Regions from separate parts of the Mus musculus genome. Here all the other regions are linked to region 1. The links are chromatin loops, found by intact Hi-C in ENCODE. Cell type or tissue: left cerebral cortex. All regions are shown on one strand.

The links. Peaks named below come from ENCODE experiments on the same cell type or tissue, not always from the same donor. Only the 100,000 strongest peaks of a DNase experiment are listed, where the experiment ranks them.
Region 2: it touches region 1 in a loop (5-fold over the local background); 19 of 42 quality-filtered maps call a loop at or near these places.
Region 3: a loop joins it to region 1, with 6 times the contacts of the local background. A loop is called at or near these places in 30 of 42 quality-filtered maps.
Region 4: a loop joins it to region 1, with 5 times the contacts of the local background. A loop is called at or near these places in 33 of 42 quality-filtered maps.
Region 5: a loop joins it to region 1, with 4 times the contacts of the local background. A loop is called at or near these places in 18 of 42 quality-filtered maps.
Region 6: it touches region 1 in a loop (3-fold over the local background); 6 of 42 quality-filtered maps call a loop at or near these places.

The regions. Positions count from the first base shown.
Region 1 is chr8:35,722,344-35,727,343 of GRCm38, reverse strand. It overlaps Gm35021 (a long non-coding RNA gene), which reads right to left and starts at 3,738. Exons shown (of 7, transcript XR_870350.3): 1 at 3,628-3,738; 2 at 2,654-3,045; 3 at 1,827-1,912. In left cerebral cortex, CTCF peaks have their summits at 1,792 and 1,991 (motif pointing left); a DNase peak (open chromatin) is centred at 1,952; H3K4me3 peaks cover 245 bases.
Region 2 is chr8:36,344,674-36,349,673 of GRCm38, reverse strand. No RefSeq gene overlaps it. Among named protein-coding and RNA genes, the nearest start is that of Lonrf1, 98 kb to the right of the region's middle. In left cerebral cortex, CTCF peaks have their summits at 2,343 and 2,546 (motif pointing right); DNase peaks (open chromatin) are centred at 1,403 and 2,577.
Region 3 is chr8:35,848,197-35,853,196 of GRCm38, reverse strand. No RefSeq gene overlaps it. Among named protein-coding and RNA genes, the nearest start is that of Cldn23, 24 kb to the right of the region's middle. In left cerebral cortex, a CTCF peak has its summit at 2,594 (motif pointing right); a DNase peak (open chromatin) is centred at 2,609.
Region 4 is chr8:35,839,870-35,844,869 of GRCm38, reverse strand. No RefSeq gene overlaps it. Among named protein-coding and RNA genes, the nearest start is that of Cldn23, 16 kb to the right of the region's middle. In left cerebral cortex, no CTCF peak of the experiment used is centred here; no DNase peak of the experiment used is centred here.
Region 5 is chr8:35,831,406-35,836,405 of GRCm38, reverse strand. No RefSeq gene overlaps it. Among named protein-coding and RNA genes, the nearest start is that of Cldn23, 7.3 kb to the right of the region's middle. In left cerebral cortex, no CTCF peak of the experiment used is centred here; a DNase peak (open chromatin) is centred at 2,186.
Region 6 is chr8:35,822,748-35,827,747 of GRCm38, reverse strand. Cldn23 (claudin 23) reads left to right here and starts at 1,189. Exons shown (of 1, transcript NM_027998.4): 1 at 1,189-3,039. The coding sequence starts at 1,416. The coding sequence ends at 2,306. In left cerebral cortex, a CTCF peak has its summit at 2,033 (motif pointing left); DNase peaks (open chromatin) are centred at 778, 1,456 and 1,920; H3K4me3 peaks cover 1,530 bases.

The DNA.
Region 1 (5,000 bases):
AATACTTCTATTTAATCACAGTACAACAAATTCATGCCCGGGAGACTACAGATTAAAGAAGCCTAAAAGGGACATGACAAATAAGGGATTCTTCACCCCACACTGGACCCTGAGCAGGAAAGGGGTGGCCAGTGCCAAAGAGGATGTTACTGTGTCAGCTTCCAAATGGTGAGCATGGGCCACAGGTGGGAAATGACATCATCATCAATTGACCATTCTTCTGTGCACATCACTCATTGTAGGAAGGCACACACTGAATTGTTCAAGGGTAAGGATCATGATATATACAGATAACCTGCAAATGGCTCAGAAAATAACTCGTGTGTGTGTGTGTGTGTGTGTGTGTGTGAGAGAGAGAGAGAGAGAGAGAGAGAGAGAGAGAGAGAGAAAGAGAGAGAGAGAGAGAGAGAGAGAGAGAGAGAGAGAGAGAGAGAGAGAGAGAGAGAGAGAAAGAGAGAATGACAGACAGAATGACAGACGGGAGCAGGAGAATTGTGACTTGAAAGCCAGCCCTCCCTACATAGCACGTTCCAAGCCAGCCTGGGCTACATAGTCAGACCATATCTCAAAAAAGAATACTAATTATCATCTGTGTTCATACCCACAGGCAAAGGCTACTCTCAGCCTTAATCAGAGAAGTTTTCTTTGCAGCAAATAGAAGTGAGTACAGAGACCCATGGGTGCACAAGGTGCACAGGCATGCATGTCCCATACCAATACACATGCAGACAAAGCACCCATGCACACAAAATAAATATTAGGGGAGAGAACTATCAGAACATATTATACACATGTACAAAATTTCCAAAGAACAAAATGTAACTAGCAAAAATGTTTATAATCACTAAATATTCTTCATGTAATTTTTATTTTCTTAATCATAATATTGCTTCCAAAAAAGCTACAAAAACTATGTATGGTGAGGATTCCCCAGTTCTACCAATAAAGTGTCCTTGTTAGGGGTGGGAGAGAAAATAAGAAAGCAGAGGCATTCAGAACATCTTCACCACTGGTGGGAGGAGCCTGGGAGTAATTCTTTGTCCTGCGGGGCAGACAGATTAATGAGCATGCTCAGAGAGACGGTACACATTCAAGTATAAGGTAAAACGAAGGATTCATGCCATGACGTTTGTATTGCTTGAGAGGGGAGGAGGGAAAGAGAAGGGGGTGGGCTGGTTGATTGGTTGATGGGTTGGGCTTTTTATTTTTGTTTTTGTTTATGTTTTTCCAAGACAGGGTTTCTCTGTGTAGCCTTGGCTGTCCTGTAACTCACTATGTAGACCAGGCTGGCTTTGAACTCAGAGGTCCACCTGCCTCTGCCTCCCAAATGCTGGGATTAAAGGTATAGATCACCCTATCCCACCCTCAGTTATCAGAAGAATTTTTTTCAAGTTCTGGCCCCATTTAAGCTTAAGGATATTTAGAAATGAGGAAGTACAAACAATGGTGAATGAGATAAATGTAAATTATGAAGTAAAGAGGAAGATGGGAAATCTATGCTCTCACATACACTGAGAACCCGGGCGGGGTGGGGCAGGGGGCCTGAACTGCAAAGTTGGGCGGGAAAGATTCCAGACTGAATTAAGAAGATATAAGACTCAGTGCTATTTACAAGAGACACACATACACATTTTCACAGGAAATCTGAAATTTCAGGGACAGGTAAAGGTACATCAAGAATACACAAGACAGATAACATTAAATAAAGTGAAATTTCAACCCAAGCGCTTTGACGTCCTCTCTAGGCAAGCTGTGTCTTTGCAGGTGGTGGTGTCTGAATCTTGAAGGCAGAATAATACAGAAACACAAATATATTTTCAACTTACTATTTATGATCTCAGAAGATTTCGAATGGTGCAGTGAATCTGGTAAAACACGGTCTTTTCGCGGTATCCAGGTCTTCTTGAGGTCACTAAAACGAAGGGGGGGGGGGCCGGCGGCATTATTTCCCATCCCCGAGTTTGTGCTGCCACCTACAGACTAATCTCAACATTGCACGTTGACGTTAATACTTAATGTCCTTACTGGCCACGTTCATTACATGCATTCTGTTGCAGATGAACCAAAGGGCATGTCCACTCTCCACGAGTACAGGTTAGATCTGTTCTCCGATTAACTGACAATATCTAAGAAATTAGCAATAACTTCAAAAGAGAATGGATTTGTGTTCTTCTATGATTAAAAAATAATATCTCTGCAGCTGGGCTTTATTAGGCTAAGTTAATAAAGAAAGGCAACTTTCACTGAGGCGAAACACCTAAAAGACACGTTAAGAAAGGATATGGTTTAGTTTTCGTTCACATTCACAGTTGGTCATGGTGGGAAAGGCACGGTAGTGGGACCACGCCCGCCCATAGTGGCAGAAGCCTGAAGCAGCCGCTTGTAACATGGTGCTGACCCCTCGGAAGCAGGGAGCCAGTAATTCTCAGGCTCCACCTCTAGAGCCCTACGCCCACCAGCTAGGCCTCAAGTTCAAATGGTTCCAGAGCCTCCCAAATCATCTCCACTAGCTCCAGACCAAAAGTTCAAATCCGTGAACCCATAACGGGCATTGCATACCCAAACCTTAACGATCCCCCCTAGCTGTCATAGCCTCACTGCTACCTCATAAGAGGAAATGTCTCAGCTCAACTTAAAGAAGTCGCAGTCTTACCAGTCCCAACGCCATTCAGAAATCCAAATCCAGAGTCTCTTCTGAAACTCAGAGCTACGTCTTAGCCGCGAGCAACCGTGAAAGTGAAGCTCGAGTCACGTGCTTCCCATAGCTGGTGGCAAACATACCCTTTTCAAGTAGGGAGGGCATGAGAATGGAAAGGCAATATTAATGAGAGAAAAGCTGCAAGGCAAACACCAGTCCCTCTGCTGTGAGTCCGACCTGCGGGCTTCATGGAGGTGGCATCCGGATGGCGCTGCATCACTTTGGGCTGGCTCCACTGGGTTCAGCTTTCCTTAGGATGCGTTCTGTATTCCCTGTATCTCTACCACGCGGGATGACCATTGCAATTTAGGCCCCAGTTTCATAGTGTCAGATTCCAGATGCTGTCACTGTACAGAGAATTAATTACCCACACGCCCCTGCGACTCTTCGGCCATCCCAGGCAGGAACCAACCTGAGCATTAGCCAGGGCCACACTTTGTAAACCACCCTCCATTTTGGTTAAACTGTGGCACTTCCCCGAAACTATGGTAATTTGCTTCCTAAAGTAACTCGTTTCTCTACATTCTTCACTGTCCTGCCCTGGGGACCCCAAGTAATGGCCAGCCTCCAGAGATGTTTATCAATCGCCTGACATTCTTTTAGTAACTCACTGGTTACCCCATAGCCAACAGCAGGGCCAGCAAAGGAGACTTCAACTTCCTCCAGCCCCCTCTCTGCCCCATTACTACCTCAGCTTGTGAGCTCTAATCTTACAGAGACCCCTCTGCAGGCTTCCTCCCTCCCCACAAACAAAGGCCCGCGCCATCTTAAGTCGCACATTCCCATATCTGTCTGTCTTTCTCGCTAACCTTTCACTTAATTACAGCCTCATATCCTGTTGCATTATTTAAGGCAGCTGTAAGAGAGGTGGGAGGCAGAAAGAAAGAGAAGCTTGGTTTGACCTTAGGTGAGAAGGTTAAAATGCTTACAGAGGATGGGATGTGTAAGGGCAGCAGCGACTTCCATAGTCCGCAAAGGAAGCTGGGAAGTGTAGTCCTTCACAAGAAAACTATTGTATCTTAACACCTTTGCTAATTACTTACTAGCAATTAGATTCGGGCCCTGGGGCTACCGATGCAGCACTATTGAGAGCTAAACTCTGCAGCAGCCTTAAGTTATACTCACCTTGTAGTAAGGCATCATTTCTAGTCTAAGGTCCTTTCCTTTTAAAAGCTTCTGAAAGTGAAAGTCGTCCTTGGTTCTACGGGTTGCTGGGAGTGGTCAGTGTTGTTAAAGGATCTTCATTTGGAATCGGTCTGGAATCTTGGTATAAACTCCAGGACCTCATTACTTCTGCATTCAAAAAAACAAAAACAAAACAAACAACGCAAAACAAGGCTAGCATTTGTTTATGAAAGAGAAAATACAATATTTGTCTCTCTGAGTCTGAGTTACATTGTTTAATAATTTCCAGCGTCATCCATTTTCCTGACATTTTCATTTTTAAAAATATATGAATAATATTCCATTGTGTGATAAACATTTTCATTATCCATTGATCTGCTGATGGGCATGGAGGCATTATATGCATTATAAATAATGCAGCAATAAATGTAGATGTGCAAGTGTCTCGGTGGTGGGATATAGAGTTCTCTGGGGATATAATCGGGATAGTATAACCATGTCATTCCAAGAACACCTCTTGCCAGGCCCTGAGATGCCCTTGCAGGTTGAGTCCCAGAAATACACAATCTTCCAAGTCTTGAAGTTCAGCGAGTTCATTCCATTGACTCTACTCCTCCCTCCTGAGTGATGGAGGGCCTTAGCTGGCCTCACAGGAGACACATTGAAGATTAAGATACTACCTTCTCATGGAAATGACAACGAGGATAATCCAGGCATCCACTTCATGCCTCCTGTGAGTCAGGCAGCTTACAGATGACCACATTTGCTCCCACAACAGTGAGACAATAGCTTCCAGGATTTAATAGACAAAGAAATCTCCGATAAATCAAAGAGCTTTTCCAGGAAAATAAAGCAAGTAAGGAGTGAATAGTACATTTGGAGCTTAAGCCTAAATAAGGTGGTTCAAAGTCAACCAGACTTCACAATATGGAGTGCTATGCTAGTACACAGAAAAACATCATTCCCACAGTGGGTCAATTTATGCAACCTTATTTTCTTTCTCTTTTTTTTCTGCTTAATTTAAACCACACAAAGTAAAATGCCTCAATTTGATCAAATCATAAATTACTGTAGGGATTTGCAGTGCAGTTTTCTTTTTTCTGCTTCACCCTCTCTTTTCCCTTCCCATATTCATCACAATAACTCCCCTTTATCAAAGTCATATACATATACATAT
Region 2 (5,000 bases), 620 kb before region 1:
AAGGTGGCTTCCTGAGGAGCTTGCTGTAGACGGAGATCCTTTTGCTTGTTTTGCTTGTGGATTAGCTTGAGTGCGCTCTAAGCTAAGATCCTGCTAGAGCAATATTTTTACTTTGGTTCAGAGTATAAAGGAAGATGGTCTTGACACGGATAGTTAAAACTCCAGAGAAAGGTCTGAATTTTGAAAAAATGACAGGGAGTTTGAAATGAAACAACCTCTCTGTTTCAAGAGTGAAGACCTTCATTAAAAGGATGGAGAGGGAGGGAGCTGGGATCTGGATAACTGAATGCTAAGCACACACGTGATTCCTGCCTGGTTCTCAAGAGAACGCATAAATGAAGAGCAAGAATCATGACGGTACCAAGCTGTGAGAATAGCTATACTGGAGGCTGGAGCAGGAGCCTTGAGGGTTGCAGGTTCAAGGACAGCCTGGGCAACCAAGCAAGATCTCATTTTAAATTTTAATAGTGAAAATAAGTCTGGGCACATGGATCCGTGAAAAGGGGCTTGTGTAACATCTATGATATCCGGAGTTTAACTCAGAGTGCTTCAATTCTTTTCATTGTTTCACGATGCTTTGAGGCATAACCAAATAACTAGTCATCAGCTCTGTCTTATAGAATTCACCCCACACCGGTGAGAAATAAAAGGGAAGATTAAATTCCGTCATGCATTAGAAAGAACCAAAGGGCTAGAGAGAGGTTTCTTGGTGGTTAAGAGCAGTCGTTCTTACAGAGGATCTGGGTTTGGCCCCCAGCACCCACACGGTGATTCAGTATGGTCCCTAAATCCAGTTCCAGGGTACACAGGGTACATAAACATGCTTTTGAGAAGAACACTCAAAACACAATAAACTACCCAATAAAGATTCAAGAGAGGGAGGGAGAAAGAACAAGAAGTCCATTCGGACCTGGAAGCGATATTCTAGAACATCTGCATGTGCCATCTGCTTAAACACGGTGATAACACTGGATACTGGCTCACTAGCACACCACTTCAGAGTTTGAATGCTTACTTGATCCTAGGCCTGGTGTGAAGTGCTTTTTGATGTAACCCAGATGCTTCCAAGCTCTTCGGCTTTCTATGGGTCTGTCTCCTTCAATACCAAGATAAAATACCATGAGCCTCCATTCCCCATAAAGCTCAAAGCCCTCAAACACCTATCACAATACTTCAGGAGCTTTCAGAGAGAGCCTCTGTGTGTGTGTGTGTGTGTGTGTGTGTGTGTGTGTGTGTGTGTGTGTGTGTGTGTGTGTGAGTGAGTGATGGGTAAGGGCAGGAGACTCTTGTCTCCTCTTCTAATTTCTTCTCACTGGCTGAGTTAGTCACCAGCTCTTCCTTTCTCTGCTGTCTTTGTGCCAGTCTGGAATTTTCTCTCTTCTGTTTGTTCCCATAAACTTCATCACACTCATGCTGGCAACATACTTTTCTGGGCAGTAGGAGGCAAAGATAAGTACACAGAGAACTGAAGACAAGCTGGAATATCCTACACCTAACGCTTCTCTTCTTTTACAAGAACTTTCCCATCTATATCTCCTTTCCTCCAAACTGCCTCAACCTTACATCCTGATCCCTGCACAAGATGAAGTGATCTGGACTTCAAAACATTACCAACATAGTAACCTAGACTTACAGAGACAGCCAAATAGCCTTGCCCATTGTACATGAAAGAAATACCGTCACAATGTTTCCTAACCCAGGCAGCAATTCTAAGCAGTCTCTCCAAAGAACATTCTTAGCCAAGTGTGTTAGGACATTCCTACAATCTCAGTCCTAGGGAGACTGAAGCAGGTGGTTACTGAGTTCATGGCCAGCCTAGACTATATAACATTGTATTAAGACTGTTTCCAAAGCACAAACAAGTGCTTAAAAATAACAACAGGAAGAAATGTGTGTTCTCCCACAAGCCTTGGCAACTCAGTGCGCACCTCAAGCAAGTGGCTGTCATCTTCATTTTGTAGATGAAGCAACTGGGGACTAGTATGGCAGCTTACCCAGCTGCAAGTAGCAAGAGTGCCCTGCAGCCTATAGACAAAAACTTTCACAACTTTATCTGGCCTGAAAGTATGAGTTTCCAGAGCCAGATCCTGGGTTTTGTCCCTAGCACTGCCAAAATGAAAGAGTATAGCCATATGCCCTCTACACTCTAGCGTCTATGCATCGCCGACAGAGAAAGGCAACACTGCCGGTGTTGAAGAAAGTGATAGCTAGAGTTTCATGGGCTGGGGGTGGGAGGAAGGGAAGACGTGAGAACTAGTCCAGGCAGGAAGTGATGGAGACTTGGACCAAGGGTGGATCAAGAACATTGGCAATTTGAGGGGGAGTAAGGACAATGTTTACAGTAGCTGCACATTTTTTAGTTTGAGAGACTCGTGTCATTTATTCATTGAACTACTAGTGGACACTTTGCTAGGCACAGCATGCTAGACACCAAAATACCAAAAAGATGATAGTCAGTGAAAATGATGCCTCTCACAGGTGAGACCTGCAGTGCACTGTCCAGCCAGCAGGCAACAGGAAATACCACGTCAACTGGCCTACAAAACAGAGATGCCCAGGGAACACCAGGGGGCAGTATGGGCTCAGCAACCGAAGGGATGCCAACTGCTAATGTCTACGAAGTCTTAACACTTAATCTGTCATTAATCTGTCATTGTCTTGGGTAGCCACTTAGAAGTTTTGGAAAGAATCTTAACTTATTCAATTATTTAAGCACAAACCTTCTCCTTTGGTGGGGGTTTTAAGCAGTGGGATATGTGAACTAATATTGTGTACCTCTTATGTAACAGAAATCATCAAAAACCTTGACTTGTCATAGGCCTAGGATGAGGGCCCTGCCCTTCCAGATGAGCAGATATTTCTAAATGAAAACACATTCCTGTTAACCTGCGCACTACTGTGTTTCCATGTTATAAACCAGTGGCTGCTCTTGAGGGTGAGGGCGAGGATGCTGCCCTCTGAATCTTAGGGTTTGTTACTGCTACACGGTTAGTGACTGAACCAAGAGCTTTGGGTTCCCATGAGTTTCCCATGCATCCCTTTCTGTACGTAGCATGAGCCCTCACCTTGCTTGCCATCCCATCCCACCAGATATCCCACCAGATGCCCGGTACACTTAGTAACCTCTTCCTCTCAAGCTGTTCCTGTCTTTTCTTTTTGATGAGCTCCCTGCCTTCCAAATCCTCACGCATCCCCTGCAGTAACCAGGTTCTGTCACACCTGCGGGTGTGAGAAACCAACCACAAACCAGCACAACAGAGGAAGAACTTAAGGAAGACCCCACCCCCACCCCACCCCACCCCACCCCCCAACACCACCACCATAGGACAGAAAAAGCATTGTCCTCTCTCAGAGGTACTTTAGAAAGACGCCATTGGCAGTTAGTGCTGAGCACACATTGTGCACCTGACAGTTGGTAAAGCTGTGGTTTGCATTTTGCTGTATTGAGTTCATCTTAATTGTTCAATCAATGGCAAATACTTAATATGTCTCTACTAGTCCCTTGTTTCATTTATCTAATTTCAAATTATTCAAACTCTTCAGGTGTTGATCCATAACATATTCAACAAGGTAAAAAAAAATAAGAGAAGCTTATGTTATAAAAAAAAATCTATCCATCAACACAGATATCTGTTTATGCAACTTAGTTGAACCCAAGGGGGGCAAAGAAAAGTACACATTGGAAAACTGGCATGAAGGAGAGAGAATAGATGAAAAAATAATTCAGTGGAAACATCTGGATATGAGGAACATCACAGAAGGCAACTGTCAATATTTTTAAGACAAAGTGAGCCTGACCCATTTTAGCCCCAAAGGCAACAGACATGATGCATGATCCCAAACCAGGAAAAGAAGTTGTTATAAGCATGAATTGCCCTTGGCACATGGTGGGACACATGTCCCTTCACTGCCATTACCCAGGAGCTAGGAGCAAAGCTTTAATTAAGTTCGAGGCCAGCCTGGGGTTTATAGCCAGACCTTGTCTTAAGAAAGAAAGACTGGATGGGCAGTCGTGGTGCACGCCTTTAATCCCAGCACTTGGGAGGCAGAGGCAGGCAGATTTCTGAGTTTGAGGCCAGCTTGGTCTACAGAGTGAGTTCCAGGACAGCCAGGGCTATACAGAGAAACCCTGTCTTGAAAAACAAAAAACAAAAACAAGCAAACAAATAAAAAGACTGAGATAATTAGAAAAAATTATATATACAGACTTTACATCAGACAGAGTATTATATCAATGTTACATTTCTTGAATCTGATCCTTGGGTCATAATTATGTAAAGGAATATTCTTATTCTTAGACTGTAATGGTTTGGATATGACCTGTGTCCGTGCTCATATTTTGTATAGTTGTTCCTCAGCTTTGGGCATTATTTCAAAGGGTGTGGAGCTTTTAAGAGGTGGAGCCTACCTAGTGAAAGTAGCTCGCTATGGACGGACCCTGAACGTCACACCCACTTTTGGCTCTGGCCTGTATCATCTGGTCTCCACTGTGGAGGAAGACTCCGTTATACATTCCCACAACCCATGGCTGCAGCAGGCCTTTTTCTCTATGTGACGCTTGAATCCCCTGAAACTAGGTAGCATAAGAAGCTTAAGTGGCATTTGTCATACAAGTCACAACAATGATACACATACATACATATAAACCTATGGGGAAAAAGACTAAGGCTGGGAAATTACAACAGAATTATGTTGAAAGAAACATATGCAGGGGATGAGGGGAGGGCTCAGTGGGCTAAGGAACTTGCTATGAAAGCGTAGAGACATGAGTTCAAATCCCTAGTACCTACATACTAAGTTATATGTAACCACATACCCTTATAATGCCAGTGTTGGTGGGGGTGGAAGCAAGAGGATTGCTGGGGATTGCTGGTTGCCAGACTAGCTTCGAGTTCAGAGAATGGGTGTATCTCCAGGAAGCATAAGATAGCTGGATAGCGACATCTTCCTCTGGAATCTGTACACCTGGGCCTGCATACATCACACACACACACACACAC
Region 3 (5,000 bases), 130 kb before region 1:
TTCATTACAACCAATCAGTACTGAGACATCCTCATGCAATTTCTAGATTGCTTTGAGCCAGGTGAAGAAGGGCAAATATTCACAAAACAGAAAACCCAGCTCTGGACCATAGAAATGACTATACGAGAATCCTGCCAGCACTTAGTTCTCTGCCGGTACAGAAATAACAATTGAAAATACAGAGAAACACCTTCACACAATGTAAGAAAGGTTATCCCAATGCATTGGAGAATTGTGGGAATAATCCCAGAGACTCAGGCAAAGCTACAAGGGCACCAACAATCACCTGTTTACTATGGACATTGTCCTTGAATGTTCTTAGCAAACAGTCAAGTCGCAGCACACACTAAAGGTAACAGCACTTTCATTTATTTGAAATTGACTTAGAATTTCAGCTAACAAAAACTTCCTGAAAGGTTTCAGAATGCTCTTCTGAAAAACATTATGTATAATTAGTACACCTTATATATAACTAGTATACAAATACTATATATCTAAATAATATAAATGCAAATTTTCTTTAGAATTATATAAAATATCATATAGATAATGAACTAACCAGTTTTAACTTTTGATAATAAACCTAATCCATTATTGGGAAAGTTCACCATGCCATAAGCTACCTGCACTAGAGTTTCCATAGACTGTAGCTACCAAATTCTCCTGGGCTGGCTCCTAGGTAAGAAGGGTCCTGTGTGCTCTATGGGGACGTGACTAACCAGTGGAGAGGTTTGCAGCAGAGGTTTGCAGAGCCTTTGAGACGAACCTTTTCTTTTATATAGAAAACAACACCAGCCAGGTGGAGTCTAGATGAGTGCTTGTGGGTCTCTAGCTTTCAGGTTCAGAACAAGAGCTCAGGATACACAGTTTCCAAAGTCCTTTTCCTTCTCTGGGTAGAGTAACAGGACTAGCAAAGAAGGTGGAAATCAATTGCATTATCAACACACATCTAAAATGAGAGATGCAAGAGACTTCCACTTGAGAGTCAAATTCATGATCTGTACATGTGGACATTGAAGAGTGGCTGGGGCCACTTGCCAGTTCTGCAAGAAGCTTTGCAGTGAGAACCTCTGACCTCTCTGACTGTGAGGGGACAGGTGCTGGTGGTGTCAAGTCACCGGGTGAGTGTGCTCTGCTGGCGTCAGCCTGAGGTAACCACCACAAGTATCAGTGGAAAACAAACTCTAAACACCAACATCACACACAGCAAAGAGAAAGGAGTTGAGCCTCACAATAGCCGAGTCCATCCTTTTATACAAGTGTTACAATGTAACTGATTTCCACCTCCATCCCACAAGTGTTACAATGTAACTGATTTCTACCTCCATCCCACAAGTGTTACAATGTAACTGATTTCTACCTCCATCCCACAAGTGTTACAATGTAACTGATTTCCACCTCCCTCCCTGGCCCTATTAGTCCACAGTAAAGGGGAAAGGGGCTTTGGAAACCACCAGGTATCAGCCTTTGTTCGGAACTCTAGAGACCTACAAACACTCACCCAAACTCCATGACATCTTGGTTGTTTGTTTGAGGGATTTTGTTGTTGTTTATTTGTTTGTTGTTGTTGTTTTAATAACAGAACCTTCAGCTCAATTTGGATCCCAAAAGAGATCAGACCTGGTGTGTTTGTGAAGCTGACTTTAAAGCCAGGTTTCCCTTTCCATCAAATTCTGAACTGAGAGCTTAAGTCATAATCCTCCCTCTCTCCTCCGTCCTCCCGCCTCCCTCCTCCTCCCTCTTCCCTCTGAGTCTTTAAGAAATAACGGTTTTGGTGGGATATTGGAAGACAGTAAATAAGTTCACATTCACCATGCCTTCGTCATACAAAACCTGGGTGGGCTGCTTAACCTTTCTGAGTCTTAAGTTTGATCTTTTGTAAAAGGGGGCTAACACTGAACCCCCCCCCCCCGAGCATTTAAACATAGAGTTTAATCCAAGGGTCTCAAACTGACGGTCGGTGGTGTGAATACCTCTATGTGTAGATCAGGCTGTTAGCCGTTTCTGCAAAACTAGCAGTGATTCTCAATACCACCCCCCCCATCATAAGCCTATTACCCATCATTCCCCCCCAAGTTCAGAAGGGAAGGCCAAGGGATCACTAAACAGGATGGTAGGGGGGCCTGGCGTCCTTTGAAACCGTAGAGATTTTAAGTAATTCTCCTCACTGGGACTAGGTAAAAATAAACAAATAACAAGAACAAAAAAGTCTCCCTCTACCACTCACCTACTTCTGACTAGATACAGAAAAGAGACGTGGAAGACCGAGTGAGAAAATGAATCCACCTGCCGTTTGGAAAATAGTCAAGAGACTATTATCCCACCCATAGCCACAGCAAAAAAAAAAAAAAAAAAAGCTTTGCTGAGCTTTAAGCAACGGAAAAGGCAAGGGGTGGAAAGGAGAGGGCTAGCGTAAGGTAGTAGAGGCTTCACAGAAGCTCTGGTTCCTATGAGTCAGAAGCGCGCCCAACAGAAGGAAACTGTCCTTGACCTGGGCTGCAGGAAATGAAGCCCCTCTAGAAGTGCCTCTGCGGAAAGGAACACTTGCAGCAGCTTCCGAGCGAGCATCAATGGGGTCGCAGAAGGTTGTGCCCTGTGGAGCCACAAGAGGGCGCTCTAGGACAAAAAAATCAACATTTGTCCCTTGGCACACAGAAGCGGGCAAGACGTAAGGAGGGACGTCAGTCTGAAACTTTTTTGAGATCTTCCATTCTTCTTCCCTCTCCCCGTGAACCCCAAAGGAGAGCAAACATAGAGGAAGGGAGCTCATAGCCAGGGCGAGTGACTAAAAAGGAAGTCCACTAGACGCCATGACGCCTGCTCCCTAGTCAGGAGCAGGAGAAATCTAAGGAGTTGCTGCTGGTACCTAAAGATGTGTAGGGAAAGCCGTGGAAACGCATCCACAGGCAGAGAAAGCTCATCCTAGAGAAAATTAGAGCAAAATATTGGGGAAAAAAAAACCAAGTTGGCCCTTTGCTCCCTTAAAACCTAGCTGCCTGCACTGGTCCTTGCAGAGACAGCAGTGAAGTGGAAATTTCTGGTTTCTTTAACAACCCAGTTGTGTCATGTGATGTTTTCCTGACGCCGTCTTGTGAGAGGGCATGTAATGTTTTTTTTTTTTTTTTTTGCTGAAAATAGACACTTGAGAGGGCGGTTGATGTTTAGAAAGAATATAAATGGAACCCCACAAACAATAGGAGGGTGCTCTCGTATTGCTACGCCATACAACGCCTCGCTGGTCTTCACTGGTCTTCGTTGCTCTTTACTTTATAGACAGAAATGCGCCAAAGAAGTTCTTGTGGTATTCCAGCCAGAACGGTCCGCTTCCGCTGACTTGTGCCCATTCGGCGGAGCCTTGCTGTTTCTGCTGGATGGTGCGGCTGCTACTGGTTGGTGTTATGATGTTTGCTATTGGACCGGACTGTTGGTATCCTGACAATAAGAGCGGAACCACTCCAAGGAACTCCTTGTAAGCAGGTCCACAACACCATTTTTCTATTAACCTTCTTTTTCCCCAACCTCTGATTGGTGGGTTAGAAGGGAGGTTGAAGTGTTTAAGAACCCAAAATAAAGTAGGTTTTTTACTTAAAGAAAGGAAGGAAGGAAGGAAGGAAGGAAGGAAGGAAGGAAGGAAGGAAGGAAGGAAGAAAGAAAGAAAGAAAGAAAGAAAGAAAGAAAGAAAGAAAGAAAGAAAGAAAGAAAGAAAGAAAGAAAGAAAGAAATTTAAGCCTACACAGCAGATCTCCACTCACCAAGCTCCACAGAGGTGTTTGTTTGCTTGCTTGCTCGTTTGTTTTGACTTTGTCTTGCTCAGCCTGAAGGTGTGTTGGCTGATGGTGATACAGGTAGAGCTGGTTCTACCAAATGGCCCGGCTCCTGCTGTCCTCAAGATATGAGCTTCTGCCAAGCAAGGAGAGCACAGGAAGAAGTCACATGGCACATCCTGGCAGAAGAGAAGGGCAGATGTGGGCTGAGTGTGCTGCGTGCAAGGATGCCCAGATCGTAGTTACTGCTGGTGCGTGCGTGCGTGCGTGCGTGCGTGCGTGTGTGTGTGTGTGTGTGTGTGTGTGTGTGTGTGTGTGTGTGATTGTTATATACAAAACAAAATAGCTCATTTTAACTTATCATAAACAGTACAGTTCAAATTCAATCAAATATTTATACCTCTGAATCTCTGAATTCTGAAACTCTGCTCAGAATAACACATGTGACTTTAAGAAGGTATTTATCACGACATAAAACAAAATACTGAATAATAAACTCTAATCCAACTTGGTCAAAGTGGGTTGTCCCATGCAGCTCAGATGAATGACTTTATAGTAGGTTCCCGTCCCGATGACTCATTTGTCTGGTGGGATCTTAAAACGGAAAGGAACCCTTGTCAGGTCCTTGCCGTTGTCAAGCTGGAGTCTTGAAAGTTCCTTATGGAAAAATAATGAAGACAGGATTGAAAATATTAACTCAACATTCTAAGGTACCAACTATGTTTTTGCTTCATGCAGAAGAGCAAGCCTCTGCATTCTTTCTACTTAAGCCTACCCAAATAGAGAAAAGCACTCCGACTGTCACAGTAAGACTGACCACCGCACAAAGAAAGATGGCAGGATCATTTAAGAAGCTGTTCCAGTGAGAACCAGGTTTCTGGCTGGAAGCGGTCACCATGAGGCTTCCTTTTACCAAATAGCAATTTGGCTGTGGTCAAAGCCAGAATGTTTGTGAGTCACCAAACTCTTTCAGCAATGTGGAACAAGTTTGGAAATCAAAACTGACTCGAGTATTTTCTTACAACAGTGGTTCCATTACATGAAAGGAGGAGTCGAGGTGGAGTTGAGAAATCTCTTCAATAAGTTAGGTGTAGTTCACTCAACACATGTTCATAACAGGACTATTAGTGTGCCCCAGGTAGGTGCAGCAATAGAAAAAGGCAGGAACCCTGGCATTTCTACTTCTATTTCTTAAAGTTTTTACATCTTTTTTCTTTCTCCCTGAGAATTTCAGAG
Region 4 (5,000 bases), 120 kb before region 1:
AAAGAGAGAATAATGGCACCCCACAGGAGGAGGTGAGCTGACCTTCGATGTCTTTGTCTTTTAAAGGTCTGGGCCTGACATTTTCTCACTTTCACATAGGCACTGAAGTTCTACCATCAGGCTTTTTCTTTTCTTGAAAATATTTTCATTTATTTATCTATGTTTGTTTATTTTTTTCACTCTACATCTCAATTGCAACCCCACCTCACATACCCTTTCCCTCGATACCCCACCTTCGTCTCCTCAGAGAAGGGGTAGCCCCCACGGGTACCAACCTGCCCTGGCACATCAAGTGTCAGCAAGACTTCGAGCATCCTCTCCCACTGAGACCAGACAAGGCAGTACAGCCCTGAGAAAGGAATCCCCAAAAGCAGGCAGCAGGCAGAGACAGCCCCCCACTCCAATTGTTAGGGGACCCACATGAAGACCAAGCTGCACATCTGCTACATATATGTAGGGGGCATATCTCCAGCCCATGCATATTCTTTAGTTGGTGGTTTAGTCCTTAGAAGTTCTCACGGCCCAGGTTAGTCAAATCTGTAGGTTTTCTTTGTGGTATCTTCCTCCCCTCCAGCTCCTTCAATCCCTCCCCTACCAACTATTCTACATGTCTCCCCCTAATGTTTGTCTGTGGGTCTCTGCATCTGTTTCTATATACTGCTGGATGGAGCTTCTCAGAGGCCAGTGATGCTAAGCTCCTGCCTGCAAGCCTAACAGAGTATCATTAATAGTGTCAGGGATTGGTTCTTGTCCATGGGATGGGTTTCAACTTAGGCCAATCACTGGTTGGCTGTTCCCTCAATCTCTGCTCCATCTTTATCCCTGCATATCTTGTAGGCAGGACAAATTTTGGATCAAAGGTTTTTGTGGGTGGATTGGTGTCCCCCTTCCTCCACTGGAAGTTCTGCCCATAGCTTTTAAGAAGAGAGAAAACGATACCTATTTCCACAAAGAGCACCTGTTTCAGGTGTCTAGAGAATGACTTGATTTCCTTAATGCTACTGAAAGAACAGTCTCTATCCTGTGGCTAGACAAAACTAAAACAATACTTGATACATTTACCTCACTAAGCATCTACTAGGGGAAAAAAATCGCTAGATGATGCGCTGGAATTTTAAAATCCTAAAAAAAGTTCTCTAGTTATTCAAATGATAAGAACACTTGACTATGGGTCACATTCTAACAAGTGATACTCTAGATATACCACAAGGAAGCTGAAGGATACATTGTTTCAGAGATGGGAGCCAGTTCTAAAAACAAGGAGGGGGTCTTTCCTTCCATCTAAAGGAAAAGAAACTCACAGGTTCACTTTGGAATAGGACCCGCCTCCAAGTGTCATGTTTGGGTGCTGATTGGCTTGTTATAAAAGCAGTTGGAAGTCACACTTAGAACATGATAGAGAAGACTTGTGCATCTAAGCCACATGACTGATGGTTACAGAAACTCTTGTTTTCACATTAGAGAACTTCTCAAAAATGATGGAGGAACTGCAGAGATGAGTCCGCTGTTGAGACCACTGGCTCCCAGCACCCACACAGAGTTTCACAACCGCCTGTAACTCTAGTTATAGGTGATCCAATGTCCTTTTCTGGTCTCTGCTGGCGTGACACACATGCGATGCAAATACATACACTCAGGCACACACATATATACATAAAATTAATATTTTTTAAAGGACTTTAAAAAGTCAACTGAAATTGTAGTTATTTGAGGCTAATATATTTTTTCAACAATTTATATTTTTTAATTGACTTTACATCCGAATCACAGGCCCCCTCCCTCCTTTCCATCCAGTCCCACCCTCACAAGTCCCTCACACCATTGCCCCCTCCCTTTCTCTTTAGAGAAGGAGAAACCCCCTTGGGTACCACTCAGCCCTGGGATATCAAGTCCTAGCAGGCCTAGGCACATCCTCTCCCAATGAGGCCCAACCAGGCAGTCCAGGTAGCAGGAAGAGGCTCTAAAGGCAGGGAACAGAGGACAAGACAAGACGGCCTCCGCTCTGCTTGTTAGGGGGTCCACATGAAGACGAAGCTTCACATTGCTACAGATGTGTAGGGGGCCTAGGTCGGGCTCCTGCGTGCTCCTCGATTGGCGGCCCAGCCTCTGTGAGTCCCAGGACCCAGGTTAGTTGACACCTTGCGGTGTCCGAGACATGAGGCTAACGTTCTGAAGTGAATTTGAAGAACAAGCTTAACAAAGGGCAAGAATCATGTTGAGTGTCCTTCCTGTTGCCTGGCTGCTCCAGACTGTCCACCCTGCCCTGTTCCTGACCCGTACTTAAGTGTTTCTGGGAGTTTGACCTTTGTGTCTTGTCCCAATTGTCTATGACTCACACGATTCTGCCAAACCCTCTATGACCTAATGCCCATGTCACTCTGGTGACCCTTTGCCTTGTCTCCAAAAATAGTACTCTGTACATACTTTTGACTGTGTTTACCTCTCTGTATCACTTACCGTGTCTGTCTGTCCCTTCAAATAAAGCTGGTTTCCTCTTCCTGTCACCAGCACAGTCTGGTGAATGGATGGATAAATTAACGCTTCATGGGAACAAACTCTGGGCACAATCCTGCCCCAGGCCAGCCTTACTTGACGGCTCTAGTTCTGGTTTTCAGTGTTCCCTGTTAGCAAGGAAATACACAAGTAGAGGATTAAAAAAGAGTAGCTGCTATTCTATGGTTCTAAAAGCAGCGTTCTGTATCAGTTAGCTATTGCTGTGTAATAAAGGACTCGGAGAATGGAGTTGACTGTTTATTGGGTCTTGATAAGTGGTTCCTTTCTGATCTTTTCTGGACTCATCGTGACTACATTCAGCTGGCTGGGATGGAGGTGCAAGAAAGAGTCAGAGGCCTCAGTGGTAGCCGCTGGCTGGGCCTGGCTTCACTGCCAAGAACCTTTCCATCCTGCACACATGACCAGGGCTCATTCCCAAAAGCCCTAAAGCTAAAGCAATTACTAAGTATGAGCTGCTGTCAGGTACGGTGGAGATCTTTTGAGCAAGGTAAATCACATGGCCGAGCCGAGTCCACAAAGGAAGAAATTAAACTGCCTATCATGAAGTAGAACAGGACTCTTCAGCTTTCAAGTTTAAATAGGTTTTTAGTTATAATTAAACTACATCCTTTTCCCCTCTGTTTCTTCCCTCGGGTCCTCTCAGCTACTCTCTCCCAAATACCTCCCATGCCTCCCCCATCTCAAGTTGATAGCCTCTTTATTATTATAGCCTTGGCTGTGCTGGAGCTTACTCCGTAGACCAGGCTCAGTGATGCATCCAACTTGTTCTTATCTCTATCCATACCCTGGAGCCCAGGGATTCTCGGCCTTCCAAAGCTGTTAGGGAATGCACAGTCACCGTTCTCTGTGTGTGTGGCCATTGGCCGCCACCATGGGAAGTACCAACTGGACTCAGTGGATTATAAAAATGAAAAGAAGATGACATGAAGTTGGGAGGGGAGGTGCTGGAGGGCTCAGTGGGATGTTGGAGGGGAGAGTGGGAGGTGAATAGGATCTAATACCATTCTATACAAGAATCATAAGAAAAACATTATTAGAAAACAAATTTGGGGCTGGCAAGATAGCTCAGTGGTTAAGAGCTCTGACTGCTCTTCCGAAGGTCCCGAGTTCAAATCCCAGCAACCACATGGTGGCTCACAACCACCTGTAATGAGATAAGATGGCTTCTTCTGGTGTGTCTGAAGACAGCTACAGTGTACTTACATATAATAAATAAATAAATCTTTAAAAAAAAAAGAAAACAAATTTGATAAAAGAAAAAAAACCAGAAACAAATTGGTGGTCTTGGAGAATGACATAGAAGTTAATTTCAAGCCTCTATGTGAACCCCCCGCTACACACACAGACACACACACACAGACACACACACACACACACACACACACACACACACACACAGACACACAAACACACAGACACACACACAGACACAGACACACACACATGACCATGTGTATGAGCACATACTTCCCCCGCCCCATTATCAGTTACCGAGTGTCTGTTACCATGAGACTTTAGCCTAGGTTAGTCACAGTGTGTAATATCCTACCCTTGCCCTTACTTTCACACACGTATCGTGTAGTTCAATATTCATTCATCTCATTCCAGAAACTTCTTCCCCTTCACATATTTATGAATGTATAGATACATATCTATGTATATACATACATATATTTCTATCTTCATTCCGTCAGCTGAGTATTGCGTCCCTTTAACAGTGTCATTTGATTATCCCAACTTGGGATTGATTCTATGTCCAGATTTTCCAATTAGGACTTAGAGAGTTATACTTTGAATAATTACAAAAAATATTTTGAATTAACATACAGGGGAGGACTCTGGCCTCCCCCAGGTGGCTGGCTTTGTTGCCTAGCAAATAAGGCCATTTCCACATGCTTGTGACTAATGAGAAGCACCACCAGGACTTCTGCATCTGAGGTCATCATTTCCCTCAAGAGTTTTCCAGCTGACGAACCCCCTAGATCCAGACAGCATCCTCCCAGCGGACCCAATCAGCAGGTGTTCCCCAAGGCCGAGGGTGGCAGCATCTGGCAATTAATTAAACCTGTTCTTCTAAACAATCAGTAGCTGGGCAACTGTGTGAATAGAATTGTGCATGAGTTGTATTCTGAGAAAACCATGTTCTCGAGAGATTTACATTCAAGGGCAGATCACTCGTGCCTCAGATCTGATGAAGGGATAGGCCGTCTTTCTAGGTTTCCTGCAGAGAGATATCTAGTTGGTAAGGCTTTAATGTTTTTCCTTTATGTTTGTTTTGTTTTAAGACAGGGCTGACCTCAAAGCCAACAATAGGCTTGATTTCCTAATCTTCCTGACTCCGTTCCACAAATACTGAGCTTATAGATATGATCTATGTATTAGCAGCTTGTGAGCTGGAAGGAACCCACACTTTGGTATACCCTGAGCAAGCAAACTACCAACCTAGCTACGCCCCAGCCCTCATTTTCTGTGGATTTCTATCTTCA
Region 5 (5,000 bases), 110 kb before region 1:
CTCTGGCCAATCGCCTCCTAGGAAATATTCCCATATTTGCTGCGTATTTCTTTGGAACAAATGCTAACACAGAAATAAAAGATCAGTCACACATTAAAGCTCTGAGTGACAGATCTCACATCATCTTGGAATTAAATATACTATTTTCTTACATCTAGCAGCTTGAGGGGTTTTTGTTTGTTTTAGTTGTTGTTGTTGTTGTTGTTGTTGTTGATGCTGCTGTTTTGAGACCGAGCTCTTGCTCGTTGCCCTGGCTGGCCTGGAAGTTTCCAGTACGACGAATCTTTACTCCGATTTTAACCCAAACTGAATACTATTTTCGCCATTCACCGTTCAGTCTTCTCATCGGTTGTGTGTTTATGGGAAGAAGCACAGTTCCTTGTCACCCTTGAGCTTGCTCTTAGATGGTTCCTCTCCTCTGGGATTGCATACGTTCTCCATCCGTGTTCACTATGGGTCTGAGCTTTGCCACTGTTTCCTACATAAATACAAAAATACTAACTTCTTTTATGATGCATAGGCCAGTTTTTCTTCTAATTTTGTTTGACATCAAAATAATTTGAACGTTCATACACGGAGCCTTCTCCTCCATTATTTTCGTCTTTCCACGTCTTCATCTTTACTTTCCTTGGATTCTTTGAATGCATTTGTTTTATGTGTAATTGTATAATGGGGTTGATCAGCTTCTTACAACAGAGTATCTGAGGTAATTAACTTACAAGGCAAAATGGTTTAAGGATGGAAACTTGGTTTGGTAGGCAAGAGCTCAGACATAGGAGCCTTAGTTTGTACTACAGTTCCCATGTGTGTGGCCACCCAGGCCTGAAACTATAGCACTGTGGATGGCAGGGACAAGAAGATCACTGAAATTTTATAGTTACCAGGTTTAGTTAGAAATCCTGTTTCAAAGGAATTGGGTAGAGGGTGGTAAAATAGAATGCCTTTATCTTCTTCTGACCTCTGTAGGTACACACACACACACACACACACACACACACACACACACACACACACACACAGAGTCACACACACAAAGAGTCACACAGTCATACACAACCACACACCACAGTCACACACATAGTCACATACAGAGTCTCTCTCTCTCTTTCTCTCTCTCTCTCAGATACACACACACACACACACACACAAACTCACATATACACTTACACACAGTCACACAGTCATAGACAATCACATGCACACACATTATAGTCACACACAGTCTCTCTCTCTCTCTCTCTCTCTCTCTCTCTTTCTCTCACTTATACACACATAGTGACACAGAAAATGAGGAAGTATTGTGGCCACAGTTTTGGGGGTTCTGGTCTATGCTTGATCATTCTCTTGGCTTTGGCCTATGGAAGGAACACCACACCATGGTGTGATCATGAAGTAGAGGAAAATTCACCTCACGGCCAGGAATTAAAATAAGAAAAATCAAGCGTATGTCAAGCAAGTGGAGTAATGTGTTACTGAGCTTCTAGGAGTCAGTTTTAGGTCAAGGTTTTATTTTTAGTCTATAATATTAGGTACATGTGGCTAAGAAACACAACCATCTGACTCTGTATCAACATGAGATGTCAACAGTTTATGGCAGTACCATCATTCAAAGGAGAGAAAAAGTTAGTCTAACTTTTTTTTCAGTTTAACTTGAATTCTTGACCTTGCTGAACTGGGTCTACCATAAGGAAGATAAGCAGTAATATTCAAAGCCTTAATCATTGGACTACAAAATATGGAGGCCAGAGAACCTGGTGGCATCTAATGGAGCCAACAGATGTGGTTGGCTACTTCTCTTGACTTCAGTTTGAGGTGTGGCTTTCCACAGTGAAATCAATGCAGTCACCACTCTGTGCTAGGTGGCCTCTTGGGGCCAGAAGGCTATTGGGAAGAAGTCCAGTGAGAGTGCTTAGAAATAGTCACTAGATGCTCACAATCCATCCCGAGGCCCGGGAGCTTCAACAGATCTTTACAGAACTACGTTGGGTTGGAGGGATGGGGTAGGGTGGGGGGGTGGGGGTTTAGGGGCTGGGGGATGAGGTGGGGTGGGGTGTTGGGGGTGGGGTACTCTTCAGAAAGCATACTTTAGGGCCAGCTGGCACAGGGAGTCTGCTCAATAGTAACACACTCTTGCAGCTCTGAGTCACGCTTTGGTTCTCAGATTCGACTCAGGAGCATGTGGGACAAAGAGGCTGGCTCTGCAGTCTCAGGCTATACTTAGTACAATCCCTCTTTTCCCTTTTTGCAGCGGGAGGAAACTTCCAAGGCTTCCATATCTTGGTCATGAATCTCTGGACCTAGAGTGTTGTTCCTTATTTACTATGCTGGAAACTAGCATAGTCGCATCAGAAGACTATAATAAAGGCCTTTCTTATAGAACCCAGGACCACCAGCCCAGGGATGGCACCACCCACAATGGGCTGGGCCCTCCTCCACTGATCACTAATTGAGAAAATTGCTTTACAGTTGCATCTAATGGAGGCATTTCTTCAACTGAGACTCCTTTCTTTCTGATGGAGTCCTTAAACTTCTTAGACAGACTTGTCTGAGGAAATGTGTATAGCCATCATTTTGACCAGGCACCCAGTCCTGAGAAAATGTTATGGATACAATATGGAAGAACGCATAGCATAAAGGGACCAGCACCAAGAGGCATCTCAAGGACAGATGAGAGGATGGGCAGTCCCCGGGTCACAGGAATCACACACTGGGGAGAACTGAAGTATAAAGGGGTGTGGCAAGTGGGCTGACAGAAGTAGGGTGACAGAAGTATGACATGGGACAAGATAACTTAACCCAGGCAAAGCGGAAACTACCAGAGAAAATGAGCATCCAGCAAAGATCTGATTTGTGCCTCTCGGATCAGAAGAAGCAGACGGAACACGAGAGGAAGAAGGTGTATGCCGAGCTTCAAAAGAAAAGAGGAACACAAGCTTTAGGAAAGGGCCTTTTCCTGGTGTCTCACTTAGGGTTTCTAGTGCTGTGATGAAACACCATGACCAAAAAGGAAGTTGGGGAGGAAAGGGTTTATTTGGCTTACACTTCCAGATCATAGTCCATCATTGGAGGAAGTCAGGACAGGCACTCAAACAGGCCAGGAACCTGGAGGCAGGAGCTGATGCAGAGGGGTGCTGCTCACTGGCTTGCTTCCCATGGCTTGCTCAGCCTGCTTTAATATGGAACCCAGGCCCACCAGCCTAGGGATGGCCCCACCCACCATGGGCTGGGTCCTCCTCCATTGATCACTAATTGAGAAAATGCCTTAGAGCTGGATCTCATGGAGGCATTTCCTCAACGGAGACTCCTTTCTTTCTGATGGCTTTAGCTTGAATACACCTGGATTATATAGCATGAGGAGGTGGCCATGGTGAGGACCAGAGGAAGAGGCCAGGGTGGAAGTCAGAGCTAGGGCTGGATGGCACAAGGTCTCTGAATGAGACATTTCTGATTTCTTTGGAAACTCAGTTGTGTCACGTGATGTTTTCTGGAAGCTTTCTTGAGAGAGGGTGTTTTGCTAAAACAGACACGTGAACGGGCATGTGATGTTTTGTTGGAACGGACATTTGAGGGGACTCATGATGTTTGGAAAGAATATAAGTAGAGCCCCACAGACAGCGAAAGGATGCTCTTGCGTTGCTATGCCTTGCAACACTTTGCTGGCCTTCAATGATCTTCACTTTGTAGAGAGAAACGCACTGAGAACTTCTCGTGGTGTTCCAGCTGATTCTTGCTGCTTCCGCTGACTCGTGCTGACTCAGTAGAACCTTGCAGTTTCTGCTGCATTGAGCTGCTGCTACTGATTTGTGTTTGATGTCTGTGATTGGACTGAGCTGCTGGTATCCTGACAACGAAGAGTGGAATTACCCCCAAAGGGCTACTGCCAATCAGTTTAAAGAGTCTAGAGAGAGGAAGTAGGAAAGAAATAGAAGCATTGGGGACTAACGGGTGACTTAGGAAGTAGAGTAGGCAGGGCTCCTTCCTCCCCTTGGTAAATGATGCCTGGGGCTTGGCTCATGAAGCACAGATAAGATGCTGGAAGATGAATCAAGGCATAAAATGTTCATGACGCACAGCAAGCTGTTTCCATGCACAGTAACTCTGATTCTAAGGTAGAGGCAAATCGTGAAGTGCATTCAAAAGCAGAAATTGTCCTTCCTAACCTGAGAACTTTCTGGGGCCTCGTAAACTTAGGGGGTTCACTGTGCTTCCTTCCTTAGAGAGCCCCATTCAGTGGCTCAGGCACCCCAAGTGGTCCCTGTGATCAAACTGAAGTTCTATTATAGGCTATGTGTATTGTGTGCCTCCATAATACAAAGTGCTGAAAGTTACAGACTATTCCGTATTGGCAGAGAGCAGGTAGGCGGTTCCCAAGGATTGCCTGGCAGGGAGAGGCCAACACAGGGACAGCTCTGACGGTCTTGATGTGTTTACATCTTGGTTACTTTGGTATTTTGCACGGATACATATGATTATTAACTGGTGATTGAATGAGAAAAGAAAAGAAATAAAAACGAAGGACCTGATGGCTCCCTGTGTGGCGGAGGAGGAGGGTGATTGTAGATAGAGGGAGAGCATAGACAGAGGAAGACACGTGGGGAGAGTCCAGAATGAGCAAGACCCTGAGCCATGTGTGGAAAGGAGCGGGGGGAGCCAGACCAAGAGGCCAGGAGGGTAAAGGGTAGGTCACAGTGATGGGTAACCAAAATGGCTGGTCTCTACAGGGAAGGACACCCCCCTCCCCGGGCTGGAGAAGTTTAGGGTAGTGGGCAGAATATGCCAACCATATCCTGTAACAGGCAGATGCTGGGAGAACCTGGTGGCCAAGTCTGCTCTGAAATGTTAAATGGGCACCTCAGTTAGCCATCTGTCCTGGGTTTGACAAGTCTCCAATAGTTATGATATATGCAGAGTAGGCAGGTCAGTTGTGCCTCCTTTATATGACTTTGTTTGCATGACAGTGTCGTCCTACTTAGCTTCAACTGTCAACCCAGAACAGCCTA
Region 6 (5,000 bases), 100 kb before region 1:
AACCTAAGCACGTGGATTGTAAACATTGTATTCTGTCAAATTGGCTAATTAAAGGCTGCACACTAAACCAGTGACATCAGGGATCACTGGCTCCTGCCTTTGCCGATGCAGATTTTCAAGCTGTCGTTTTTAACCAATCAAGGTGAATATCGTGCTCCTTCTAATTATATTTCATTGGTTACAAATTTGCCCTTTTCCATGAAAATAAAAAAAGCTAATTGACATTCTTTGGATAATAACCAATTATATTCCATCCTCGCAGAACCTCTGGGTTTCTCCAATACATCATAGGCCCGCCAAGTTCTGAACGGGAAAATCGAGTCAGCCTCTTATCCACTTGAAAAAAAAACGGTTTGTTATTAATTTTTAAATGTATTCACTTTACATCCCAAACAGCTCCCCTTCTCCTCCCAGTACCCCCATTTAGTTCCTTCCCTCATTCTCCTCTGAGAAGGGTGCCACCCCCACCCCCCAACACACACACATAAGTCACTGCAGGACTTTACAAGACTGAAGAGAAAACTCTTTCGCAACTCTTCAACCCAGAAATACTCTCCCTTTCATATGAGTTAAACTTCAGGCAGAGCGTGGAGACTTTATTAAGCAAGTCTAGCAAAGTTTCCATAATGCAACTGTTTGGATACACCCTGAGCCTGGAAACCGTGGTGCACACAGGTCCCGTGCATCCTGAGCGCACCACTGTGCCCTACGTGGCTGCAGATGGCAGCGCAAAACTTTCGAGGGATGCTGGTCACCAGCTGGGAGTGAAAAGAGACTTGTGTTGGCAGGGCCCACGGGCAGAGTTGGGGAGAATTGGAGGCAGTGTAGGGACGCTTTGCTTTCTGACCGGACCTGAGAAGGAAAGGGAAGAGGGGAAGGTGTAGCTAGGCGACAGGTGAGACGACACTAGCGGCCCGCCCCCTTTGTCCCGCCTACAAGCGCGCAGGCAGTGCGAGAGAGCGAGGGCGGGGCGACCTTTGCTCGAGCCCTAAACCATCCGGGCGGGCTGGGAGGAGTGGCCGGGCTAGGAGGAGCGGCTGGGCTAGGGTGGGGTGTCCGGGTCCTCAGAGTCCGAGGTCGCCTCCTTGCCAAGTGGCCCTGGCGCTCCCGCCCCTCCCACCCGGTAGGGTTTGGCCTTGGGGGCCGCACCTGGGCGCGCGGTTTCGGTCTGACCGGACTCGGAGCTGGTTTCGATTAGGGACAGCGGCTGGGCGAGAGGGCGGAGCGGTTGGGACGCGAGAGAGGAGGGGACTTGGTGTGAGAGGCTCAGTGGGGACAGTTCCGCGCGAGAGACAAAGAGCGCCCAGAGAGCGCAGCGAGCATCGCTGCTACCCAGCCCGGCAACCTCGCAGATTCGAGGACAGGGTGCGCAGCGGAGCAGCCACAGCTGCTAGGGACCCAAGAGGCTACGCAGGATGCGGACGCCGGTGGTGATGACGCTGGGCATGGTGCTCACGCCCTGCGGGTTGCTGCTTAATCTTGTCAGTACACTGGCCCCGGGCTGGCGGCTGGTGAAGGGCTTTCTGGACCAGCCAGTGGACGTGGTGCTGTACCAGGGGCTGTGGGACATATGTCGCGAGCAGAGCAGTCGCGAACGCGAGTGCGGCCAGCCCGACGAGTGGAACTACTTCCAGACCCAGCCTGTGCAGGTGGCCCGGGGACTCATGATCACGTCACTGGCCACTACCGCCCTAGGGCTGCTGCTGGCTTCCCTCGGTGTGCGCTGTTGGCAAGATGAGCCCCACTACGGGCTAGCGGGCCTCTCTGGCGTGGTGTTTTTCGTCGCTGGCCTCTTCAGCCTCATCCCGGTCTCCTGGTATAACCACTTCTTGTCAGATCCCGACGTCCTGGCCGCCCCGAGCTCGCCGGTCACGGTGCAGGTCAGCTACAGCCTGGTGCTGGGCTACCTAGGCAGCTGCCTGCTGCTTCTGGGCGGCTTCTCTCTGGCGCTCAGCTTTGCGCCCTGGTGTGAAGAGCGTTGTCGCCGCTGTCGCAAGGCGCCCCCAGCAGGCCCGCGCCGCAGCAGCATCAGCACCGTCTACGTGGACTGGCCGGAACCAGCGCTCACACCTGCCATCAAGTACTACAGCGACGGACAGCATCGGCCTCCTCCCACCGCAGAGCACAGGGACACCAGCAAGCTCAAGGTTGGATTCCCGATGCCACGACCGCCACCCAAGTCCTACACCAACCCGATGGATGTGCTTGAGGGAGAAGAAAAGAAGACAGCCACCTCCCAAGGTGGTTCCTCCTCTCGCAGCACTCGGCCCTGCCAAAATTCGCTGCCCTGTGACTCCGACCTGTAGACAGGGTTCACCTGAGCTCTGCCTGGAGTCTGAGGGTGACTTGAACTTCTGCCAGTACATCTGCAACTAGAACCCTGGTCGCCTTCCTCTAACTGGAGGGCAAGCCTTCCTTTTCTAGGGCCAAACTCCTCTCCAAATACTAGGTTGGGTTCATTTATCTTTTAAGGAGTTTTACTTTTCTCTCCAGAGGGACCAGGTCTTCTTATGCAGTGACAAGAGTGCGTAGTGTTTTCTTTGCATACTGTTCATCGCAGTAGCAACAAAATTGCAATCAGCCAACAGGCTTTAAAACGTCCCTGAACGTACAGTATTCTAAGTTACCGTGAGCCTTCACAAACATCATTCTCGAGGTTTTTTGCTTTTCTCCCTGCTTCAGTCTCCAGAGAACATAAATGGCCAAAAATGTTAAGTCTGGCTATATTTGAAGGTTATGACATAAAGCCAGCAGCTTTAATGGCTTTTATGAAGTGAAGTGACTTGTTTAACTCCTATTTATATTTCTCTGTGCATATATAGTATTTATCTTTTCTAATCACTTGTTTCTGTGTAGGAGGTTGAGCTTGTCTTCCAAAAGCCAAGGCGATGCTACACTGTCCTGTTCCCGAGATACCTCGCCCTGAACAGAGATATATTTTGTACAAAATGAACTGTTAAGTTGCCTTTGGCTAACATCCATATGTATATATCTTATTTATAAATAAAAATTGTAAATGTCAGTTTCGGTATCCCTACAAAAAAGCCTGTCTCCGGCGTCTGTGGGGAATCTCAGCATTTGTCACTCAGCAGTTTCCTGGCATCTGAGCCACCTGTCTGCAATCGAGCACTCACATCTTCGCCCTTCTCCGCCTAAGATTACTAAAAGGAGCCAAGGGGCCCCACTTAAATCCCCATTGGCTTTGTTGTTTTCGGGATCTGGCTGTTTTCAGTGCAAGCCAAGTCTATTGTTGAAAGGGAAAAAAAAAAAAAAACCAGCAGCACCAGTTTCAGGGACAGAATAGTAGAGCTCTGGTCCTCTTCTGGCCCAGGTACTTCTTGTCCCAGCTAGGCAGCTGTGAGTGCATGAGGGAGCTGAAATCCCCTACAGCTCTGACTGCCTAAACACTGGAGCTAAAAGCGCCTTTAACTGAACTGAACCTGTTATTGAAAATTAAGGAGTGGGAAGGAAACATGGAGGCAGTGCTGATGCTGGAGGGCTACAGTCGGAGGAACTGTAGCTTGTGGAGGACCAAGAAGGTAGGAGTTCGAAGTTCGCAGCCCGTGCCACTTTGGAGTGCAATCATCTTGTTTGCTTAAGGACCCCAACTTTAACATCTATCACTTTAGTTAATCTTTCAAATGCAGATTCCAATGCCAGAGACCTCTGAAACTTCATTAAGAAGACCCCAGAAGACCACAGTGCAGAGGTTCTCAACCTGTGGGTTGTGACCCCCGAAAGGGGGGTCTTGCCTATCCTGCATATCAGGTATTTACATTATGGTTTATAACCGTAGCAAAATTCCAGCTATGAAGTAGCAATGAAGTAATTTTCTGGTTGGGGGTGGTCACTACAACATGAGGAACTATATTAAAAGGTCACAGCATTAGGAAGGATGAGAATCACCAGCCCAGTGTACATGGTCCTGGAGGTACACCAAGTGGCAAAGCCTCAGCTGGGACTCTGGCTCACTTAATTGCAGTTGGAGGCAGGAGGGCATGCGCAGGAGGGCATGCATCACCGGATGTCAGAGTACCTACTACACAGATGCTTTAGAAAGGGGAAGCTTACTGAGTGTATATCAGTCAGGATTTCAATTGCTGTGATGAAACACCATGGCCAAAAGAAAGTTGGGGAGAAAAGGGCTTATTTGGCTTACACTTCCACATCATAGCCCATCACTGAAAGAAGAAGGAACTCAGGACAGGAACTCAAATAGGGCAAGGCCATGGAAGAGTGTTGCATACTGGCTTGATCAGCCTGCTTTCTTATAAAACCCAGGGCTACCAGCCCAGGGATGCTACCACCCACAGTGGGCTGGACCCCCACCTGCATTGATCACTAATTGAGAAAATGTCCTACTCTTATGGAGACATTTTCTCAATTGAGGCTCTCGCCTTTCAGATAACCCTAGCTTCTGTTGAGTTGATCTGAAACCGGACAGCATACTATGGGCGTGGAGCTAGGAATATAGAAGGGTAGCCCGGATGTACTCAGCTCCCACGTCAAAGACAGCGGCAGGAGGTTCTGAGGTCTAGAGGTAGCTAACAAGTGGGAGGACCTGGTTTCTTGAAAGTACTGAATTTTACCTGCATCTTGACTCCAAGTTCGGCTAGTATGCGCTACTATTGAACACAGTTGGTCTCTTGAGCCTTTCGCTTTTTGCCCCTCACGTACTCTCTCTGGCTTATAGACCTTGCTCTCTGATGATTGAAATTTGATCCCTGGAAGCTAAAACTATCCCTCCCCCCACCCCATCAGCAGAAATGGATTCAAACTTCCCTTTAAAAATACACGTATTTTGTCATAAAAAAAATTCTTCAGGACAGCATGGAATGAGACTCCTGCGTAGGTTTGGGATCCTTTCTTGACCCAGGGGTCATCCTCTGCCACAGAAACACCACACAATGGGCTTCAAACAAGATGCTGGAGGAGGCAAACTCTGGAGTCTTGCTGTGAGTACGATCCTGAGGTTGATACTGACCAATCAAGATGCGGCA